Linked DNA regions of Homo sapiens: region 1 is linked to region 2. A link is a contact called in ENCODE Hi-C or POLR2A ChIA-PET data. All regions are on one chromosome and are shown on one strand. Each heading gives the region's core, a stretch centred on a gene start or an enhancer-like site at or near the end of the contact. The rest is flanking DNA. Distances are from core to core; before and after follow the strand shown.

Region 1 (3,821 bases), core at 885-3,384, 110 kb before region 2:
TATATATAAAAAATTAATAAACAAACATATATATATTTTTTGAGTCAGGGTCTCTGTCATCCAGACTGAAGTACAGTGGAGCAATCACAGCTCACAGCAGCCTTGATCTCCCGGGCTCAAGCAGTCCTCCCTCTCGCCTCAGTCTTCCAAGTAGCTGGGACCTATGCCTGGCTAATTTTTTTTTTTTTTAATTTTTTGTGAAGACAAGGTCTCCTTATGTTGCCCAGGCTGGTCTCGAACTCCCGGGCTCAAGCAATGCTCCTGCCTGAGCCTCCCAAAGTGCTGGGATTACAGTGAGCCATCGCAAACAGCCAAATGAAATGTTGTTAATGATTATTACTGTTGCAAACCACTTGTCCTAAAAGCTTAATGTGTGTGATATTTAATACATGTTGATTAGATTATGTGCTAGTAAACACAAGTCTGTTTTTTTACAAGACTGGTTAGATATAGCCTTAGGCATCTTTCAATTGAATTCAACTACTGGTCCTTGCTGTAGGAGACAACTAAAAATAAAATAAAAAGTGAATCCAACTACTGAATATACTCTTCCACATAAAAAATGAGCCATTGGAAAAAAAATACAGAACAGTACCTGACCATTCCTAGTAAAAAGATTTTCAATACCCTTAACTGCCTATTACCAAATGAAGAATACTTCACTTGGGGGAGAGAGGGTGTTAAAAATGAAAATAATACTTCATGCGGTGGCGCGGGGGTGGTTGAAAAAAAGGTATCACCGTGCGCGGTGGCTCACGCCTGTAATCCCAACACTTTGGGAGGCTGAGGCGGGGGGATGACCAGAGATTGGGAGTTCGAGACCATCCTGACCAACATGATGAAACCCCGTCTCTACTAAAAATACAAAATTAGCCCCGCGTGGTGGCGCATGCCTGTAATCCCAGCTACTCGGGAGGCTGAGGCAGGAGAATGGCTTGAACCCAGGAGGCGGAGGTTGCGGTAAGCTGAGATCGCGCCATTGCACTCCAGCCTAGGCAACAAGAGGGAAACTCTGTCTCAAAAAAAAAAAAAAAGAAAGAAGGTATCTGAAGGGTGTGGCAACTCATCCAAGGTCACACTAGTCAGGGCAGAGAGCAACATTCTGCTTTATACTAAACCTCCAGAGGAAATCTTATAATTTCGCCAAAGAAGTTTTTGTTTTGTTTTACGCAACAACAACAAAAAAATAAAAGTAAGGAGGGAGGGCTCTCAGCTTAGTTCAAACTTCTAAACAGAGACAGTGAGATAGCTATTTTGAATAAACAAACACTTGTGCAGGGAGTGGCTAAGAGCTAACCAAAGCCAGCAGTCAACAGCATGTGAACAACTGGCCAGATCCGTCCGATTTTCAACGCTAGGTTAGAGCCTCCACTCAGAAAGTCGGTTATGAAGGCAAGAAATAGGATCTTTACAGAATGTTGGGAGGATAAATCAAAGGGGGAAAATGACTCCGTGTGAACTGTACTGCCTCCAAGGGCAAGAAGGCAGTTTTTTTCTGAAAAAATAGGTGTCAGAACAGCAGTGAATTAAGGTTAAGAAACAAGACTTCTAACAATCTCTGAGAAGAAACGACTAAGACTGGCAAAGCTAATCTTCCAGTGTTCTAAGTGAATCGCAGGAAAACCTTTCCCTCAACCAAAAAGAAGTCGCCGTTCCCCAGTTTAGCCCTAAAAATGGACCCGGGTTTTCCACGTGAAGCTGTCTGTGGGGAAGGACAGCGGCGTGGAGCCAGGGCCGAGCTCCTCCGCCTCCGGCACCCCACGCCGGAAGAAGCCTGCTCAGCGGCGGGGCCGCGCGGCCAGGTCCGGTCACGGTGAAGCGGACCCCTAAGCTCCGAGCACCTTCGGGCGAAGGAGCGCCGGTGTAGACACACACACTCAAACTCACGCGTCGTCGGAACCACTGGGGAGTCGGTGGCTCGATACGGTCTCTGGGCACTTTCCTACCCAGGTGAAAACCACCTCCTCACCCAGCTCAGCCTTCCCGGAACCCCACTCCCCTCACCTGGCCCTGGCCCCTGCCCCAGAAGAGATGAAAGAGGCGGCGGCGGCAGTTGCTTCCGACAGGGTCCCCCAGCGGCGGTGAGTGCTCCGACCCGCGGCCCTAATCTACCGCCGCCGCCATGTTGGAGGGTGAGGTCACCCCGGCGTGCCTTCGTCACGGCCGGCGTCGGGGCGGGACCTGAACTACCTGACATCCGGAACGGTATCCGGAGCGGAAGGACCGACCAACGGAGGCCCCGGAGGTCTCTCCGTCCAGATGTGACCTGAAGACCCAAACCCTCCTAGCCCGCCCAAATCTGATTGCGACGTTCGGAAGTTCCGTCTCTCAGATCATTTCCGGAGTCGAGGGGTTGGGATTCTGACCGGCTGGTCGCTGTGTTGGAGGAAGGGCAGGCGATTCCAGGGAAAGAAGCCTTGCTGCATGCACAGGCTATGTTCAGTTCCACAAACATGTATTGCGTTTCAAGTGTTTGCCAAGGGAGCAGGTCAAATAAGTATCTACACAGTCACGACAGCCTCGATGTTCGCCACTAGTTGGGGCAGATGGTCCTTGAAGGTTGGGAAGGAATTCCGGGGAGGGAATATAGCGGGGTGGTGTAGAGAGGTCCTCCTAGGCGAAGGGAACTGGCTGAGCAGAGGCGCCAGGGCATGAAGGAAGTCTTAACTAGTAACCCGCTTTTGTTAACAGTACCTGGAACACACAGCGCCTGGAACATACTTAACTTGTATTAATGGATGTTTGTTTACTTGAATCCGAGAGTTCTTTGGAGGAGTATCGGAAGGTATCTAGGAGAGAGGATACAGTGTGTTTTAGGGAGATCAAATTGCCCGTGGTGTGTGTACTGAATTGGAACAAGGAGGGCATTGACAATAAGGAGTTAGAAGACTGAGCCAGATCAGAAGTGATAAAATCCTGATGGGGAGTGACTGCCAGTGGATACAGAGTTTCTTTTTGGGGTGATGGTGGCACGACTCTTTGAAATACTGAAAACTACTGAATTGTACACTATAGGTGAATTCTATGTTATGAGATCTATATCTCAACAAGGCTATTCTAAAGGAAGTGATAAAAGAGTTGAACTGCTATTGTGGGGCTGGTGCCACAGGATGCTTTTTAAGCCCGAGTGACTGAGGAAAGGATGGTGCCATTAATAGGGACATAAAGTTTTGCAAAGGAAAGGCTTAGTGACCTTGGAAAACTAATAGTACAGGCCGGGTGTGGTGGATCACTCCTGTAATCCCAGCACTTTGAGAAGCCAAGGTGGGCGGATCACTTGAGGTCAGGAGTTTCAGACCTGCCTGGCCAACATGGTGAAACTCCCCATCTGTACTAAAAACACAAAAAATTAGCCAGGTATGGTGTCACGCGCCTGTAATCCCAGCTACTTGGGAGGCCGATGCAGGAGAATCGCTTGAGCCTGGGAGGCAAAGGTTGCAGTGAAATGGGTAACCAAAAATGAAGACTTTTTTTTTTTTTTTTTGAGGCAGAGTCTCACTCTGTCGCCCAGGCTGGAGTGCAGGGGCGCGATCTCAGCTCACTGCAACCTCTGCCTTTCGGGTTCAAGCGATTCTCCTGCCTCAGCCTCCCAAGTAGCTGGGATTACAGGCACCCACCACCATGCCCAGCTAATTTTTGTATTTTTAGTAGAGGCAGAGTTTCTCCACGTTGGTTAGGCTGGTCTTGAACTCCTGACTTCAGGTGATCCACTCGCCTTGGCCTCCCAAAGTGCTGGGATTACAGACGTGAGCCACCGTGCCTGGCTTTTTAAAAATTTTTAATAGAGACGGGGTCTCACCATGTTGGCCAGGCTAGTCTCC
Region 2 (3,756 bases), core at 1,009-3,508:
TCTGCTTTGTGATAATGGGGCTGGGATCCTGCACATACAACTCCCTTCTCTGCTGGTTTTATATTCTACCAAAGGGAGCATCAGAGGGACCACGGGAGGCACGCTGAGGAAGACAGCGATTTCCTTCCATTTGCTTGCTGATGCCGTTCAACTCATCCTAGGATGGATGGTCCTGCATCTGCGAAGCCGCACTTGGCAGCGGGAGTTTGCCTGCCTTCATAGTGCTAGCAGTGGGGCTGCAGCCCCCCACCTCTGACAATCCCGATTCCTCCGTCTGTGTCACCACGGGGATCCCTTTAACCTTTTTTTTTGTTTTCTAACTCCCATTTTACCAAAGAGTCATGTGATGTTTTCCCTGCTGAAGTAGCTAGTGTAGTTTTGGTTTTCAAGGCTGGACCCCAACTGATTAACTACAAGTTACTTCTTTCGTCATGGCCGGCTTCATCTCATTCTAGTTACCCAGACATATCACCCAAATGAGCATACAATTCAGTAGCATTAAGTGTGTAAGTAATGTTGTGGCGCCATCACCGGTATCCATTTCTAGTATCTTTTCATCACTCCAGTCTGTAACGTTAAACACTGACTCCCCATTTCCCTCTCACCTCAGCCTCTAGTACAAAACATTTGTCCACGTGTGTCCTGCTGATATCACTTCGTGTAATACCTTCAAGGTTCATCCATGTTGTAGCATGTTTCAGAATTTCCTTCCCTCTTAAGGCTGAATAACACCCCATTCTAAGTGTATACTGCATTCAGGTTCTCCTTTTATCCACTGGTGGACACTTGGCTGTTTCACTTTTTGCCTTCTGTTGTTTTTTTTTTTCTTTTTTGAGGGGGACAGAGTCTCGCTCTGTTGCCCAGGCTGGAATGCAGTGGCATGATCTCAGCTCACTGCAGCCTCTGCCTCCCGAATTCAAGCAATTCTCCTGTCTCAGCCTCCCGAGTAGTTGGGACTACAGGTGCACGCCACCATGCCCGGCTAATTTTTTTTTTGTATTTTTAGTAGAGACGGGGTTTCACCATGTTGGCCAGGATGGTGTCAATCTCCTGACCTCGTGATCTGCCTGCCTCAGCCTCCCAAAGTGCTGGGATTACAGGCGTGAGCCACCGCGCCTGGCCTTATTTTTTTTTTCTTAATCCACTTTCCTCCTTTCAAGTTTCTTTAAATAAATAAAAGCTCTGAGTCCTCTCCTTGAAAGTATGCAGTCATGTGCCGGGCGCGGCACCACTGCACTCCAGCCTGGGCGACAGAGCGACACTCCGTCTCAAAACAACAACAACAGCAGCAACAACAAAAGTATGGGTAATGTAACATTACAGGAGTTTTGAAAAAAAAAAAAAATTCAGGGAACTCCAAGATGAGTGACCATCAGCACTGTTGAGATGCTAGAATATAAATACCAGCATACGACAGAGGAACTATTTACAGGTAGATCTTCACATCATTATGAAATTTCTTCTCAGTCATTCCCAACACAAATATTACTCATTATGTTAAAAGGACCTGCAGAATAAAATCCGCTTAGAATGTCACACAAAGCTTGTTTCTCTGAATAAACTGTTGTAATTTTTAAAAGTGTCTGATTAGTACATAATTGATTATTTCTCTTTTTTTGTAGTTGGAAGCTACTAAAAAGTCTGGAAAAGGTTATTGTAAGTATCTTATGGCTTACAAAAATTCCTTCCATAAGAACTATCATGGGAGGCAGAGCGAGACTTTGTCTCAAACAAAGAAAACTATCATTTGTGACTTTAAATGTGTGTCAGAGACTGTCCTGTTTTCATTTAATCCTTCCTTTTTTTTTTTTTTTGAGACGGAATCTTGCTCTGTCGCCCAGGCTGGAGTGCGGTGGGGCGATCTCGGCTCACTGGAAGCTCCGCCTCCCGGGTTCACGCCATTCTCCCGCCTCAGCCTCCCGAGTAGCTGGGACTACAGGCATGTGCCACCACGCCTGGCTAATTTTTTGTATTTTTAGTAGAGACGGGGTTTCACCGTGTTAGTCACGATGGTCTTGATCTCCTGACCTCGTGATTCGCCCACTTCGGCCTTCCAAAGTGCTGGGATTACAACCGTGAGCCACGGCGCCCAGCCCATTTAACCCTTCTAACAAGGTCTGCACAGCCCATCCCAATGCGACCCTGGGCTACCTGGTAGGACTCAATTCATGCCCAGCCAGCCTTCCTGTGCTTGCTCTGCTCTGCTCCGCTCCAGCCGCGCCGGGACTTCCAGCCAGCCTTCCTGTGCTTGCTTTGCTCCCCTCCGCTGCAGCCTCGCCCTGGACTTCCTGCTGCATATCCCTGCCTCCGTGCCTCTGCTCTTGTCTGCACTGCGCCTTCCGCTTCAGGCACTCACGGGTCAACCTCATTCACTTTATTTAAATGTCAAATCTTCAGAGAGGGCTTTCTTTTTTGTCTGAGACAGGGTTTTGCTCTATCACCCAGGCTGTGTTCAGCAGGGGAAATCAGCGCTCACTGCAGCCTCGATCTCCTGCGCTCAAGGGGTCCTCCTGCCACAGCCTCCCAAGTAGCTGGGACCACAGATGGAGCCACCACGCCCAGCCATGTCACTCTTTACCTGTAAACCTGCCTAATTTTACTTCAGATCACTCACCACTATTATCCCACAATATTTGTCTACTCTCCACCTTCTCACCACTGGAATGAAAATAGTACTTCTGGCTGGGTGTGTGCTCACGCTTGTATTCCCAGCACTTTGGGAGGCTGAGGCAGATGGATCACTTGAGGCCAGGAGTTCAAGACCAGCCTGGCCAACACGGCAAAACCCCATCTCTACTAAAAATACAAAAATTAGCCGGGTGTGGTAGTGTACACCTGTAATCACAGCTACTTGGGAGGCTGAGGCATGGTAATCACTTGAACCTGAGAAGTGGAGGTTGCAGTGAGACCAGATCATGCCACTGCACTCTAGCCTGGGCAAAAGAGTGAGACTCTGTCTCAAAAATAACAAAAAAGAAAAGAAAAGAAAAAAAAAGCCATACTTCTCTGCTGTGCTATCAAATGCCAGATCATATTCATTCATAATAACTATTTTTTTTGTACCCATTAACCATCCTACCTCTCCCCAACCCTCCACTATCGTTCCCAGCCTCTGGTAACCATCCTTTTCCCCTCTATCTCCACGGGTTCAATTATTTTGATTTTTAGATCCCACAAGTAAGTGAGAATATCCAATGTTTGTCTTTCTGTGCCTGTCTTATTTCATTTAAAATAATAACCTCCAGTTCTATCCATGTTGTTGCAAACGACTGCATCTTTCTGTTTTTATGGCTGAATAGTACTCCCTTGTGTATCAGTACCACATTTTCTTTATCCATTCATTTGCTGACGGACACTTAGGTTGCTTCCAAATCTTGGCTATTGTGAACAGAGCTGCAAAAAATATGGGAGTGTAGTTATCTCTTCAATATATTGATTTCCTTTCTTTTGGGTGTATACCCAGCAGTGGGATTAATAGATTTTATGGTAGCTCTCTTTTTAGTTTTCTAAGGAACATCTAAGCTGTTCTCCATAGCGGGGGACTAATTTATGTTCCTACCAACAGTATATGAGGATTTCCTCTTCTCATTCTCACCAGTATTTGTTATTGCCTGTCCTTTGGGTATAAACCATTTTAACTGTGTAAGATGATATCTCATAATAGTTTTGGATTTCCATTTCTCTGATGATCAATGATACTGAGCACTTTTTTCATAAGCTTGTTTGCTTTTTTTTTTTTTTTTTGAGACAGAATCT

What was found. A loop is a pair of places that touch in the nucleus more often than their neighbours do. ChIA-PET counts read pairs that join two places held with the same protein, here RNA polymerase II (POLR2A). Pooled maps may share reads with other maps.
Region 1: a loop to region 2 is called in a pooled map, with 2.6 times the contacts of the local background. The contact joins the promoter of BCL2L13 here to the enhancer-like site in region 2. A Hi-C loop is called at or near these places in 1 of 168 maps with a recorded cell type or tissue (ascending aorta) and 5 of 50 pooled maps. POLR2A ChIA-PET finds 5 or more read pairs at or near these places in 3 of 52 experiments (Panc1, activated T-cell and naive thymus-derived CD4-positive, alpha-beta T cell).

What each region holds. Positions count from the first base shown.
Region 1 is chr22:17,637,070-17,640,890 of GRCh38, reverse strand. BCL2L13 (BCL2 like 13) reads right to left here and starts at 2,134. Exons shown (of 7, transcript NM_015367.4): 1 at 2,005-2,134. RefSeq lists enhancers at 1,252-2,124, 1,893-2,172, 2,293-2,472, 2,523-2,572, 2,125-2,996 and 1 more.
Region 2 is chr22:17,527,758-17,531,513 of GRCh38, reverse strand. The region is part of intron 9 of CECR2 (CECR2 histone acetyl-lysine reader); the gene reads right to left. Among named protein-coding and RNA genes, the nearest start is that of SLC25A18, 34 kb to the left of the region's middle. Within about 2 kb of position 2,258, at least 2 of the 41 ENCODE cell types and tissues checked have a DNase peak (open chromatin) inside an H3K27ac peak, as active enhancers do.